Regions from separate parts of the Homo sapiens genome. Here region 2 is linked to region 1. A link is a loop called in an ENCODE intact Hi-C map of the cell type or tissue named here. Cell type or tissue: endothelial cell of umbilical vein. All regions are shown on one strand. Region 1 has its middle 16 kb from the start of SNORA75B. Region 2 overlaps LDB2 (LIM domain binding 2).

Evidence for each region. Hi-C counts contacts between places; a loop is a spot of excess contacts. Peaks named below come from ENCODE experiments on the same cell type or tissue, not always from the same donor. Only the 100,000 strongest peaks of a DNase experiment are listed, where the experiment ranks them.
Region 2: a loop joins it to region 1, with 9 times the contacts of the local background. A loop is called at or near these places in 6 of 110 quality-filtered maps.

Annotation. Positions count from the first base shown.
Region 1 is chr4:17,334,090-17,339,089 of GRCh38, reverse strand. No RefSeq gene overlaps it. Among named protein-coding and RNA genes, the nearest start is that of SNORA75B, 16 kb to the right of the region's middle. In endothelial cell of umbilical vein, no CTCF peak of the experiment used is centred here; a DNase peak (open chromatin) is centred at 2,459; H3K27ac peaks cover 1,870 bases.
Region 2 is chr4:16,770,435-16,775,434 of GRCh38, reverse strand. All of the region lies in intron 1 of LDB2 (LIM domain binding 2), which reads left to right. Among named protein-coding and RNA genes, the nearest start is that of LDB2, 130 kb to the left of the region's middle. In endothelial cell of umbilical vein, no CTCF peak of the experiment used is centred here; a DNase peak (open chromatin) is centred at 2,704; H3K27ac peaks cover 1,287 bases.

The DNA.
Region 1 (5,000 bases):
AGCACATGGACACAGGGAGGGGAACAACACACACTGGGGCCTGTCAGGTGTGGGGAGTGGGGGAAGGGAGAGCATCAGAATAAATAGCTAATGCATGCGGGGCTTAATATAACCTAAGGTGATGGGTTGATAGGTGCCGCAAACCACCATGACACACGTTTATCTGTTACAAACCTGCACGTCCTACACATGTATCCTGGAACTTAAAATAAAATTAAAAAATAAAAAAAGAAAGGCTTAGTAGGAATCTAGATGATGACCCAGTTCCAAAAACCCTTGCATTTAAAAAAATAGTGTAAGAGTTTGGAGTCAGATAATAATTCTGAAGAGATGGGAGATGATATACACATTAATATGCTGTATAATAAAAAAAGATACTCTGGAATTTAGAAATGCTTTGTAAAGGCCAATTTAGGATTGAAAGTGTTCTGAATTATGATGTGTTGAGGTTCAACAACCAAGAAAGGATGTCATTAAAGGGCATAATAGGTGCAATAGGTGTAAAGATGGCGTGAAACAAAGTAGTTGAGTGGACGGTCCAAGGTGAGATGGCTATAAAATGCCCTCCCTTGGGCTTCACCAGATTGTCACACCTTCTTGCATTTCAGGGCTGCAAACATTCTTGGCCACAAAAGCTCTGTTCTTTGTCATGGATCTGCCGTAACCTGTGGATGAAACTTTGCGTGAGCCCCTGCAAATCTAGTGGATCCACAGAAAAGAAAAGACTAGAAGCCAGCTCCTCAAGGGATGCTTAATGAATTGCCTGGGATGGATTAGGCTGAAACCAGCACATCTGGACAAGTAAGACTGAGGCTGGTCCCATGGCTGGGGCGGCCAGGCATTTTCCTCAGCTAGCAGCATCAGTACACCCCCCACCAAAGAAAGACCATTTCCCCAGTCTCTGTTTTCTGGGATAGTTCTCTGGAAAAACTCATTTAGTTGCTACACCCCATTTCTCTTACTTGCAGAGCCCTGAATTCTCAGGCTCTCTAAGTGTGAGCTTTTGTGGGCCCAGTTTCAATTCATATTGCCTCATTTTCTCAAGTACCCTAGTGGATAAAAGAAGGCTGGGCATGGTAGCTCACGCCTGTAATTCCAGCACTTTGGGAGGCCAAGGCAGGAGGATCACCTGAGGTCAGGAGTTTGAGACCACCTGGCCAACATGGCAAAACGCTGTCTCTGCTAAAAATACAAAAATTAGCCAGGCATGGTGGCATGCGCCTGTAATCCCAGCTAGTTGGGAGGCTGAGGCACGAGAATCACTTGAACCCAGGAGGTGGAGGTTGCAGTGAGCCAAGATCGCACCACTGCACTCCAGCCTGGACAAAAGAGTAAGACTGTGTTTCAAAAAAATATATGTCATTCTGTATAAAATAGATGGCATGGTTTTACTCATTTCCTCACTGATTTCCTCTAGGATGACATATTTGAACACGTTTTGTATGCCTGGCCCTATCCTAGGCACTAGGAGCTCTCAAATTGCTCACGGGAAGCTGACAGCAACCCAAAATGCAATATTAACATTGTAGGAATGAAGAGTATGGACGATAGAATATTACTGTAAAGGAGGGAGAGATTAGATTGGCCTGCAAAGAGCAAGTGAAAGATCATGGAGGTATTTGGACTGGGGCCTTAGATTTACCAAGGGATTCAGGCAGAGGGAGTGGAATAAGGAGGCAAGGGTGCTAAAAGTCATTGCTTCCCAAAGGCTGGCTCATGTAGGATCAAATTGTTGAATGATGAATTTACTTAAAATTCAATTCACTTTCCCCATTCCCCCCAACTTTTTATTTTGAAAAATTTCCACATTGTCTCACTCTCTCACACTCAGTTTTTCTTTTAGCTGAACATTTGTAAACTGCAGACATGATGACACCTCAGCCCAAAATTCCAGCAAAGGTCTCCTATGAATAAGGACAATCTACCCCATAACCACAATACCATCAGTACACCTTTGTGTGTGTGTGTTTTTGCACACTTTTCAGGGGCTTATTATTGTTTAGTCTTTTCAGGATTTTAAAAACAATAAAACAAATTAAACAAGTAGGTTACATTATAACAAAATGCAAAGGCAAAGTGACCGAAGTGTTCAAGAGTAAATAAAACAGAGGGCTATAGGCATAATGAACAACAAGAAAACCCCTTCATTTATGAAATGCTGCAAATTGGCTCTGAGTGAAATGAGCTGGAAACACAAATTACTTTGATGTGGTTTGAGTTCAGGTGTCTCTTGCTGCCAGAGAGCGTGTGAGGCGGATGTGACTCAGAGAGAATGGGTCTCGGGGTTCAGATTTTATCCCCAAGGCAAAGGTGAGAGGAAAGTTTTAAACATGACAGTGACATCATCAGCTATGTGAGAGGTGGCTCTGCATCTCTAGGCGGATGGACGGAGAGGCTGTGGGAAGTGGCAGGCTGGCCGGGCGTGAGGCTTTGGCAGTCGCAGGAGGGAAGATAAAAATGGCCTGAACCAGGGCTCGGGGCCTGGCCAGGAAGGACGTCACTGTGGTGAATCAGAGGAAGCCCACCATCTGCCTCAGGCCCTCTGACCTTCTGGAAAACTACTGAGTTGTGTCAAAATTACAACAATAAACTATGGAGTTCTCAATGGTGCCTTTCCCCCCGTCATGGAGAAAACTAATCATGTTGCTAATTGGCATGCCTCTTATTTTGCATAGACACATTCCTAATAATAAAAATACCTGCAGTGTCCCAGGAATGTGAAATGCCTTCATTTGGTTTGCTTTCACTGCAAAAAATCTAATAATTTTTTTCAGGGTAGAGATGGGTGGTAGTTGACTTAAAGAGTAAGAATATTACCTACCTCAGCACAATTAGCAAATCAGTTATGGTGGGACTAGATATTGACTTTTGCTTTAATTAGGTATCAGGAAAGATACCATTCCTGGAGGCCAGCATATTTTCATTTTTATTCGGATAGCTCTCAAGTGTCTGATGAAGTAAGTAAGAAAATGTCTTGAGGAGAAATGGGTTTGTTAAAGATAACATGTGTGATTTCAAACCTGAAAATGTGTTGTAGATAGACAAGAAAAGGTCCTCCTTCTTTAATTACTACTGCTCGAAATTAACAACACCATCATCAGTGTATTGATTGTGCAGGAAAATGTGTTTACTCATGACATGCTCACAGATGCTCTGTGCTGGGAGTTGGGCTCTTAAGAGGACCTACTTGGGAGGGCAGTGAGATCAGGATTGGGGGTGGGGGCATCCTGGAACTTGCAAGAGCTGCTCCTGGGGTTGGATGTGGAAGAAAGGAGGAACTTGCAGGTCGAGAGGACTGGGAGTGAACGAACAGGTGTCACAGATGCAGAGGCTACACAAAGTCATGGAATCCAACTGGACTCCACGCTGGGGAGTGGGATGTAACAGATAAGGGGAAAGTGGGAGAAACAGGGCAGCCAAGTCAAGAGCATGAGCTGGCTTAGGCCAGTAGAATGCTGACTAGACCACATTGGGTGATTTACCCCGCTTGGGGGTGAGGCTGGGAAGGGGGCACTTACTTGAGGGGTGGTGGTGAAGCAGTTTAGACATTTAAGGGGATTTCCAAAAGGAAACCAAATCATAAACAGAAAATACTTTGACTCAGGTATATAGGCATCATATGTGTGTTCATATTGCACTTCACAGTGATCCCCTTATTTCTGTTTCCTAGAGCTGCTGTAACTGATTACCGCAAACATGGTGGCTGAAAACAAGAGAAATTTATTCTCTTACAATTCTGGGGACCAGAAGTCTGAAAGCAAGAAGTCAGCAGGGGTGGTCCCCCAGGCGGTTCCGGGGAAGAGTCCGTCCTTGCCTCTCTCTTAGCTTCCGGCGGCTCTGACCATCCTTAGTGATCCTTGGCTTGTGGACGGATCGCTCCAGTCTCTGCCTCTGTCTGCACAAGGCTTTATCCCTGTGTGTCTGTCTGTGTCTGTGTGTCTGAAAGGTCCCTGTTCCTTTCTCTCACCATCCTTGAATTTAGAGCCTGTTGTAAATCCAGCATGATCACATGCCGAGATCCTTAATTACACCTGCAAAATCCTATTTCCAAATAAGGTCACATTCACAGATACTGAATGGGGGTGGGGTGGGTGGAGGTGGGGAGGCTTAGGACTTGGACATAGCTTTTTGAGGCCCCTGTTCACCCCTGTTACCAAGTGTATTAGTCTGTTCTCACATTGCTATAGAGAACTATCTGAGACTGGGTAATTTATAAAGAAAAGAGGTTTAATTGACTCACAGTTACACAGGGTGTACAAGAAGCAAGGCCAGGTAGGCCTCAGGAAACTTAACAATCATGGCAGAAAGCAAAGGGTAAGCCGGCACATCCTACATGGCTGGAGCGGGAGGAAGAGAGAGAGAATGGGGAGGTGCTACATACTTTCAAACAACCAGATCTCATGAGAACTTACTCACAAGACAGCACTAGGGGAATGGTGCTAAACCACTAGAAACCACCCTTGTGATCCAATCATCTCCCACCAGGCCCCACCTCCAGTACTTGGGATCACAATTCAACATGAGATTTGGTTGGGGACACAGAACCAAACCCTATTGCCAGGAGTAAGAATAAGATACTGTACTACTTATCCATCTTGTGCTCTAGACTCTGCAAGGAGAAAACTGAAAAGGATGAAAAAGACACAGAATGTGCCCACAAGTTGCTCATACTCTAGTGGCAGGGAGGCAGGCAGGCCCTACAGTCCAGTGTGGGACTGGGCAGTAGTGTGGCCAGGGGCAGGAAAAAATGAGTAAATTTGCTATGAGACCCCAAGTCAGGAGGGTACCAATCTTAGCCTGGGGTCAGGCTGGGCTGGGCTGGAAAGTGTTCCTGGAGGAGATGCTGGCAGTAAAGAACAGAACAGGGTGTGAAAGGTGGGGAGAGGCTTTCCAGATGGAAGATACAGCCTATGCACAGGTGCAGTCAGAGGCAAGGGGAAGAGAGCACGGTGCAGGTCGGAGCCATGGGTCTGAATGGAAAGCAGAGTCTGAGGCAGGAT
Region 2 (5,000 bases), 560 kb after region 1:
GCAGATGAGACTGAGTAACTTTTCCAAAGCAACAGAGCAAAGAATAATGTCATTGATGTCTAGACCCAGGTCCTCTGGCAGCAAGGTGTGTAGGCTGTATTTGTAAGATGCATTATGGATATATATTATTTAATATCCACAGCAACTCTGGCTTTGGGACCGTCTCTGCCACTTAATAACTGTGTCCTTTGTTGGGCATTTACTCTGTTCCAGTCACTGGTCCATGTATTATATAGCTTAATCCTCACAATTAAGAGTGAGGTATAATGATATCCATTTTATAAATAATGAAACAGAGGGACAAAGAGCTTTGGTAATTTGTCTGAGATCACACAGGTAATAAAAGCCAGGATTCTGGACATTTTGTGTAAATGAAATCACCCAATATATGGCCTTTTGTGTCTGGCTTCTCTCATTGCCATAGTGTTTTGAGGCACATGTTATACACAGCATGCATCTGAATTTTCTTTCGTTTATTACTTCTAGTGTACCATTGTCTGAAGATACCACATTTTGTTTATCTGTTCATTAGTTGATAGACATTTGGAGTGTTTCCATTTCTTGGCTGTAGTGAACAATGAAGCTATGAGCATTTATGCATGCATGTATGTAACCTTTTATTACTAGGTATTTTCCCACAGTCCCCTGTCTCTTGCTCACACACACACATGCACACACAAACACAAAGAGGAGTTCAAAGGGAAGAGTTCTGAGGCCAGATTATATGACTTTGATCACTGACTCCAAACTGTACCAGCTGTGTGACTCTGAGAAAATTAAGTAACCTTTCTGAGCTTTGGTTTTCTTCACCTGTAAAATAAGGATAATAATTCACCTCTCTGATAGTGTCTTTCAAAGGCTTGACTTAGATAATGCACGTTGTTTGGCTCATAATTACACAATCAGTAAGTGCCAGGTAAGCAACAAGAATACAGAAAACAACCCAAAGAAGATGGTGACTCCATCCATGCAGTGCACAGTCTAATTGCTGGGACATAAAAGGATAAGAACTGGGCATAATGTAAAATAAAATAAAAACATAATATTACAGGAATAGTCACCATGAGGTTCCCATTAATTTTTTAAAAAAACGCATATCTCAGTCTAGAAAATAAAGACTTTTCTGCAGGTTGGAAGGTGTGAGAGGCGTTAGGATCAAGGCAGGACAGGATGGAAGCCTTGAGGAATGAACAAGGGATGGTTGAGAAAGTGTGGGAGAATGCGTGGAATGAGGGCATTGCATCGGACTAGTTACCCTTTTTTTTTTTTTTTTTTTTTTTTGAGACGGAGTCTCACTCTGTTGCCAGGCTGGAGTGCAATGGCGTGATCTTGGCTCACTGCAACCTCTGCCTCCCTGGTTCAAGCAATTCTCCTGCCTCAGCCCCCCGAGTAGCTGGGATTATAGGCATGCGCCAGCACGCCCAGCTATTTTTTTTGTATTTTTAGTAGAGATGGGGTTTCACCGTGTTGGCCAGGATGGTCTTGAACTCCTGACCTCGTGATCCACCTTTCTTGGCCTCCCAAAGTGCTGGGATTACAGGCATGATCCACCGTGCCTGGCCTGACTAGTTACTCTTGAGGCTGAGATGGGAGAATCCCTCGCGTCCAGGAGTTCGAGGCTGTAGAGAGCTATGACCACACCACTGCACTCTAGCCTGGGTGACAGAGTAAGACCCTGTCTCTCTAAAAAAAGAAAGGAATATGAAAAAAGAAATATTGCAACTGTAGAAATGGAGGGGAGTACGGGTTCCTAACAGGAACTGGTCTGTGCATCAGGAGGTGTGACAGGTCAGTGAATGAAGCTTCATCTGTATTTACAGCCGCTCCCCCATCACTCACATTACTGCCTGAGCTGCACCTCCTGTCAGATCACTGGTGGCATTAGATTCCCATAGGAGCACAAACCCTATTGTGAACTGTGCATGCGAGGGATCGAGGTTGCACGCTTCTCATGAGAATCTAATGCCTGATGATCCGTCGCTGTCTCCCATCATATGCCAATGGGATTGTCTAATTGCAGGAAAACAAGCTCAGGGCTCCCACTGATTCTACATTATGGTGAGTTGTATAATTATTTAATTATATATTAGAATGTAATAATAGTAGAAATAAAGTGCACAGTGAATGTAATGCACTTGAATCATCCTGAAACCGTCCCCCAGAGTGTCCGTGAAAAACCTGTCTTCCACGAAACCAGTCCCTGGTGCCAAAAAGGTTGGGGACTGACGGCTTATAGCATTTTCTCCTCTTCAGACGTCATAAAGACAGATATCCTCCTACCTTTTCTTCTGGTAGGTTTTGGCTTTCTTTATTTACATGTTTACTTCCTCCAGAACTTACGTTTGGTTATGTGAGCTATAACCTAATTTATTTATTATTTGCGGGTGAAAAGCCAATTGTCTCCACACTCCTCATCAAATAATTCTTCTCAACCTCACTACCCGGCAATGCCGTATCTACCAGATACTTATTTTCCACACAGGCTTCTGTCTGTGTCTTGGTTCTCCATTCTGTCCCACTGTTCTGTTTGTCTGCCTATTTCCTTCACTTTATATTATCATGTAAGAATGTGCTTGTGTTATTTTAAACCATGTGTGAACATTATATTTTAAAGATTTCTGTTTTCTTTCCGGTGGACATATCAGTTTCTTGAATCATTTCTCTATTGTAGGGCAAACACATTGTTCCTAGTTTTTTGTGTGTGTGTTTTTTTCTATTATGAGTGCTCCTATGGTGAGCAATTTTTCGTATAAAGCATTTACATATTTTTGGATTATGTCCTTTGGATGGAGTCCCAGAAATAGAATTACTGAGTCAAAGGGCATGAATATTTCTTAATGCTTTTAATTCACAGCATATATTTATTTAAAACATTAAAGTGAATAAAGATTCTGGAAAGTTCCTGGTACTCTATGATGTGGTTGTAATCAGCTGGGCTGTGCCAGCTCTGAACCTTGGTATGGCTGCCCTGTGGGAGTTCAAGAGGGAGATTAATGTGTCTCCTTGATAGATTTATCTTTTGTCTTTGGTAGTTTGTCTAACACATTTTTTGTATTCATTTATTCAGGCAGTCATTTTTAACCACCTATTATATGCCAGGCTTCAGAGCAAAGCAGGCAATAGGATCTTATATTCCCAATGAACACAATTTTTTGTATGTAAGAAGACAAACAAACAAAATTGAATGATCAAGGAAAAATATAGACTGATGTGATAGCAAGTAGGCTTCTGTAGATTGGATGACCCAAAGATGACAAGGATGCTGAGATTTGAATGAGGAGAAAGAGAAAACCACACCAAAGAGAGGAAAGGCATCCACTGGTGGTGGACGCAGCTGGTTCAAAGGGCCCTGTGGTGTAGTGGAGTGCAGCCCTGGGCCCGAAGGAAGGTCCCCAAGGTAAGAACCTAGATCTGCGGGCTGTGCTGAGAGTGCAGTGAACCAACAGCAAAGAAGAAGAGAAAGTCCCATCCACACAGGAGAGTGAGCTCCCTACACAGCAATGACGAACCATAGAAAAGTTTTAGCTGGGAGGGTCACAATCTAATGGGTATTGTTAAAAGATCCTCCAGGCTTCTTTGCAGAGCACAGGTTACAGGGGAACAGGAGTGGGGGCTGAGAGATGAGTTAGGAAAAAGTCATTGTTGTCCAGGCTGAAGTTACTGGAGGCACAGAGAAGGGGTGGCAGTGGAAGGAAAGAAACATGGGTGGATTTCCATTCATGTGTTGGAGGTAAGTTCATGGGATTTGCTGACAGATTGGAGGTGTGGAGTTAGGGTAAGACAGGAATCAAGAGTATGTTCTCAAATGCTGGCCTAAGTGACTGAGAAACTGGAATTATATTATGGAGATGGAAGAGAATGAGAAGAATTGGCTTGTAGGGGATGGAGTTGGGGGAGATATCTGGCTTTGGCCATGTTAAGCCTGAGATGCCTCTTTGGTTAAGAAGTGGAGAGGTGAGTGAGGCAGTTAGAGTCACAATTCTGAAGTCCCAGGGAGAAGTTTGGAGCTGTAATATGTACTTGGGTGTCACTGACAGAGAGAATTCAAGTCCCCTGGTAAACAGATTTGTAAACAGAGAAGAGAATAGAAATGATTGACCATCATCAAGAAAAACATTATTTTTTTCTAGGTTTCAAGAATATTCTGGGTTTCTTATATTTGTCTTTGTGAACAAAAATTTTTTTTTCATTTTTTCCAAGTAGGAAGAGAGAAAATCTTGAGTTTTCTTATCTAGTGGTTTCCTGTGGCCTTGGTCCTGGCACAGTCCTCCAATGTTTAGTGGTGACTTGAAGAATTATTCTTGTCATTTGATCAACTATTCAAATGCAATAGGGTGGGTCACAGAAACAAGATTTTGAATCTTGCAAGCTTTTCCAGAAACATTCCCTTGTCTGCTGTGTTTATGTTGGAATGGAAAATTTGTGCCTGATTTTACAGTGAACTTTTCTCAAGATATACGACTTGCTGCCTCATGACATTATCCTGCATCTCGGGACCTCTCACACCTAGATGGTGTGATGTAATACGATGCGCGGTGCTCACTGCCACAGAGCTGTCATGAACAAAACCTGTGCTTCTAGAGTAATGCCTTTCCACGTCATTTTCAAAGTGGCTTTGCATAGGGTTCCCAGTATATTCTTTTTGATTGTGAGAGTACATGTCTCCATGTTTGAGTATAAAATAGGAAATTTAGTTATTAAAAAACAACCAATCCTCTTTCATACTAGAATAGTATAGAGTAGAGATTGCAACAGGCAGCGAGTAAAGCTTTGTGGATGGAAATAAAAATTTATGAGTCAGAGAGGATGCAAATTCCAATGTTGCCGCTTATTTGATTTGTAACCTTGGGTACATTTCTTAACCGCTTGGGGCCTCAGTTTCCCCACTGACATTGGGATAAGAAAATTACCAACTTGATAGAGAGCCTGTGAGGACTAGAAAATACTACATTTTGAAACTCTGTGCATTTTCACTGATTCAGTCATCAAAGAATCAAAGC